2 separate regions of the Homo sapiens genome follow, and region 1 is linked to region 2. Evidence: chromatin loops called from intact Hi-C (ENCODE). Cell type or tissue: B cell. All regions are shown on one strand. Region 1 has its middle 8.8 kb from the start of CIITA. Region 2 overlaps TVP23A (trans-golgi network vesicle protein 23 homolog A).

What was found. A loop is a pair of places that touch in the nucleus more often than their neighbours do. Peaks named below come from ENCODE experiments on the same cell type or tissue, not always from the same donor. Only the 100,000 strongest peaks of a DNase experiment are listed, where the experiment ranks them.
Region 1: a loop joins it to region 2, with 4 times the contacts of the local background. A loop is called at or near these places in 20 of 110 quality-filtered maps.

What each region holds. Positions count from the first base shown.
Region 1 is chr16:10,867,127-10,869,626 of GRCh38, forward strand. It overlaps a transcript of CIITA not described here. Among named protein-coding and RNA genes, the nearest start is that of CIITA, 8.8 kb to the right of the region's middle. In B cell, a CTCF peak has its summit at 1,498; DNase peaks (open chromatin) are centred at 235 and 1,625; H3K4me3 peaks cover 2,338 bases; H3K27ac peaks cover 2,500 bases.
Region 2 is chr16:10,811,934-10,814,433 of GRCh38, forward strand. The region is part of intron 2 of TVP23A (trans-golgi network vesicle protein 23 homolog A); the gene reads right to left. Among named protein-coding and RNA genes, the nearest start is that of TVP23A, 5.6 kb to the right of the region's middle. RefSeq lists an enhancer at 1,229-1,278. In B cell, no CTCF peak of the experiment used is centred here; no DNase peak of the experiment used is centred here.

The DNA.
Region 1 (2,500 bases), 55 kb after region 2:
CCAGCTACTCAGGAGGCTGAGGCAGGAGAATTGCTTGAACTGGGAAGGCAGAGGTTGCAATGAGCCGAGATCACGCTACTGCACTCCAGTCTGGGCAACAGAGCAAGACTCCATCTCAAAAAAAAAAATAGAGAAATGGGGTGCAGAGAAAGGAGGAGCCAGAGAAAAAGCTGAAAGCAGAGCCCACTGTGTGTGTTGGGGGGGGGCATGTGTGCGTTTGCATGCATTTGCTTGTGTGTGCATGTGTGTGTCTGTGTGACACACAGAGACAGAAACCGAAAGACAGAGGGAGAGCGAGAAAGGAAGGGAGAGAAAGACAGACACAGAAAGAGACAGAGAGACAGGCAGAGACAGGGAGAAAAGGGAGGGAGAGGAAGGAAGGTGGAGGCTGATGGAGGAAGAGAAAAAGGGAGAAGGTGGGGGAAAGAAAGAGAGAGAAAGAGAGAATAAGAACTCGCTTACGGGAGAGAGAATGAAGGCCTTATTTTTAAGAGCGTTGGTGGCACACAATCATCTCAAACCAGAAAGACAAGCCTGCACTGTCCTCTTTCCACTCACATCCTTGGCTCCTCCAACTTTTTACGTCTCCTACCCACTTACAAAGAAGTCCTCCCTTCATTGTAATGTCACAACTTTCTTTCTTTTTTTGAGACGGGGTCTGTTCTCTTGCCCAGGCTGGAGTGTAGTCGCATGATCACAGCTCACTACAGCCTCCATTTGCGGTGCTTAAGTGATCCTCCCACCTCAGCCTCCCAACTAGCTGGGACTACAGGCATGCACCACTATGCCTGGCTAATTTTTTTTTAATTATTTTTTGTAGAGATGAGGTCTCACTATGTTGACCAGGCTGCTTGCGAACCCCTGAGCTCAAGCGATCCTCCCACCTTGGCCTCCCAAATTGCTGGGCTTACAGGCATGAGCCACCACACCCAACCTGGTCATAACTTTCTAAAGACGGTGTTTGTTCCATCTCCTTCTGAAATGCAAGTCTTGAGAGAATAACAGTGATTGACATTGATTATTTAGTGTGCCAGAAACAGCCTAAGCGCAATCTAGAACCCTCTTACTTCTCCCTTGACCTTGAGCCCTTTGATCCCCATCCTTATTTAACACTTAAAGAAGAAAACAGACTCTGCCCAGGGGTGACGCAACTTGCCCAGGTCCCCCAGGTGGGAAGCGGTGAAGACTGGATTTGAAGACAGACAAGCTTTGATCTTCAACTTAGCCTTCAGGGCATCAAATGCATTTTGGCGGCCTTATCTTGGGCACCAGGGCAGTGTTGTTTACCAGCTTTCCTGCCAAGACAACATTTCTACAGGGCTGGTTCTTCTTGTGGTCAAATTCTCACCCAAGTGGTTTCCATCGTCTATTGGACTCCTCTTTAATTCTCTTCCTCCTAACAGTCACCTAGGCAAAGGGGCATCTTTACCACCCAAACATTCTCCCTTGGCTTCTCAACAGGGGCGCAGACAGCCAGTGTGGTCTTGATGGTGGCACAGATGCCACCTGGGGGAGAAGCCAGAACCTTCCTCTCTCCCTGGCTGCAGCCCCTCCTGCCCCAGCCACATGTGCCTTCACTGCCGGACACTTCAGCCCCTCCCACCCCCTCTTTCCGAGAGTGCTGGTTCCTGTTATTTAACTCTGTTTCCTCCCTCGGGAGGTAATATATTTATTTCTGATCCCACGTGACTCCAGAAAGTGGAACTGCACTCGGGGCCCAGTGTGGTCTTCGGGGAGCTGGGAGGGGTGCAGGGCAAGTTGCTCTTTTCCTGCTTTCTCTTTCTGCCCTCCAGCCAGCTTCCCTCCAGGGCTGCCAGGCTTGACCTGCGACAGTGGGCAGGTGTGCTGCTGCTGGGCAGCTCTCAGAGGGGAAGAAAGAGGACAGGGCAAGAGAATTGCATGGTTTGTAAACAAAGGGCACTGACTTTCATTTTGATGGGGGTTCGGAAAAGGAAATCATCCATGTGGGGTTTTTGTGACCCTCCCTCTCAACCACTCTATAATGACCTTGGCCCTCTGCTGTGCTAAACGCTGCACTGGCTCCCACGTTACTCAGAGAAAAAGCTAAATCTGGACAATGGCCCACAAGGCCTTTCCTACCTCATCAGCTCCCTGCTCTCATCCCCTACTCCTGTCTGCCTTGTTCATCTACTCCAGCCATGTTGGCACCCTCGCTGTTCCTTAGACACGCTCAGCACACTGTCTGCCTCAGAACCTTTGCACATGCCGTTCCCTCTGCCTGGAGCACTGTTCTCTAAGCATTTTCTTGGTCAACCTCCTAAATTCCTTCTATTCTTTGCACCTTATCAATGAAGCCTGCCCTGACCAAGCCATTTAGAATTGCAACTCCTCCCTCCACACTCTGAGCCCCCTCCCCAGATTGATTTTTTCCCCACTTTTTTTTTTTTTGATACAGAGTCTTGCTCTATCGCCCAGCCTGGAGTGCAGTGGTGAGATCTCAGCTCACTGCAACTTCCATCTCCCAGGTTCATGCAGTTCT
Region 2 (2,500 bases):
GGCAAACGGAATTACATTAAACCTAAAAACTTTTGTGCATCAGAAGACACAACCAACAGAATGAAAAGGCAGCCTATAGAATAAGAGAAAATATTAATATACAGAATAAAGACCTCAACAACAAAAATCCGATAACTGATTAAAAAAAACGGGCAAGAGACTTGAATAGACATTTCTCCAAAGGTGATATACAAGTGGACACATAGCACATGAAAAAATGCTCAGCAGCATCATTAACCATTAGGGATATGCCAATCTACACCACAACGAAATACCATGGTTATCACACCCATGAGGTGGTTACTATCAAAAACACAGTCAATAACAATGTTGGCAAGGATGCGGAGAAACTGGGACCCTTGTACAGTGTTGATGGGATTGTAAAATGGTGTAACTGATGTGGAAAACAGTATGGTAGTTCCTCAAAAAATTAAAAATAGAACTACCATAGGATCCAGCAATCCCACTTGTGGGTATATGGCCAAAAGAATTGAAAGCAGAATCTCAAAAAGAGATTTGCATACCCACATTCATTGCAGTACTGTTCTCAACAGCAAGAGGTACAAGTGTACCCAAGTGGATGAATGGGTCAACAAAACATAGTTTATTCATATCATGGAACTATTATCCAGCCTTAAAAAGGAAGGAAATTCTGGCACATTTTGTAACATGGATGAAACTTGAGGACGTTATGCTAAGTGAAGTAAGCCAATAAAAAAAGGACAAATACTGTATGACCCTTTTATGGGGTCCCTAGAGTAGTCAAATGCATACAGACAGAAAGGAGAATGGTATTTACCAGGGGCTGGGGGAAGGAGAGTTGTTAAACGGCACAGAGTTTCAGTTTTGCAAGATGAAAACACTCTGTTTCACAACGTGACTATACTTGAACTACTAAACTGTATAATTTAAAATGACTAAGATGGAATTTTACGCTGTGGGTTTTTTTTAATCACAGTTTTTTAAAGTTGAAAAAAAAAGTAAAAAGAAATAAAAAGTTTGCCCACCGGGGAAAAACACATACAGCATGGCTAACATTTCCTCTGTGTGCCCAGCTCTGCTGTGGAATCACACCCTCCACTGATCCTGCAAGATGTGATGTACTTCCCAGGCCCCCCACCGCAACACTGCACCTCACTGACCTGGAACCAGGGACAGAAAGAGCAGAGACCAGAGCTCCATCCCCAGGGCTTAGCCCAGCACCTGCCCCTGGCAGATGTTGAATAAATATTTAGTAAATAAACTGTATAATAACCACGTGGTGAAGTCAGGCTGATACAATTATCCCCATTTTACCGACTGGCCAATGGAGGCCCAGCAAAGTAAGGTGACCTGTCCAAAAATCACAAAGCCAGAAAGTGATAAAGGAAGAGATGAACCCAATGTCCCAGACTCCTGTGACAGGCCCCCTTCCACAGCATCACCTCCTTTCGATGTCAGCCTGGAATCCATTTCAACAAGGGATTTACAAATAACTGTTTTCACTCTATACTAGCGATTCTTAACTTTTTTGGATCATGGGCCCATTTGATAATCCAATTAATGTTTGGATCCTTTGGGAGCACTTTGGGAAGATGAGGCAGAGAGATCGCTTGAGTCCAGGAGTTTGAGATCAGCATGGACAACATAGCAAGACTCCGTCTCATAAACAAACAAATAAACAAATAAATAAATAAAGTTTGGATCCTTTTTCTAAAACAACACACATATGAAACTTAGATAATAGTTTTCAGAGGTTTCCTGAACCCCTGAAGCCCATCTGTAGACCTCAGTTAAGAATTCCCTTTCTAGGCCGGGCATGGTGGCTCACGCCTGTAATCCCAGCACTTTGGGAGGCCAAGGCACTAGGATCACTCAAGATCAGGAGTTCAAGCCTGGCCAACATGATGAAACCCTGTCTCTACTAAAAATACAAAATTAGCCAGCGTGGTGGCACGCACCTGTAATCCCAGCTACTCAGGAGGCTGAGGCAGGAGAATCACTTGAACCCGGGAGGCAGAGGTTGCAGTGAGCCGAGATCGCACCACTGCACTCCAGCCTGGGCAAAAAGAGTGAAACTCCATCTCAAAAAAAAAAAAAAAAAAAAAAAAAAAAAAATTCCCTTTCTACACTGCAATCTGGGTAAATTCATTTGTTCTCAGGATTTTAGAGCCATCTCTACATTCCTACACATCAGAATCAATGGGGTGCTATTTTAAATTCATGTTCCTAGGCCCATCCCCTGTGAATCTGGTTAAATAAGTCCAGGGCCAGACCCAGGAATCTGCATTAGGCACACCGAGGATTCTGGGATGGGTGGCTCTCAAACATACCCACCTGGATACATGAACTGCTGCCTCCCAGATCTCTGATTGCAGCCCTGGTGACTTCTCGAGCTCCTGGCCTCTCCTCCCAGCTGTCCACTGGCTACTAGAATGTTCCAACACAGACTAACAAGGACCACTCTGAGTTCAACATCTTTCCCCCAGAAGTGCTTCTTCACCTGACTCACCAGACCACC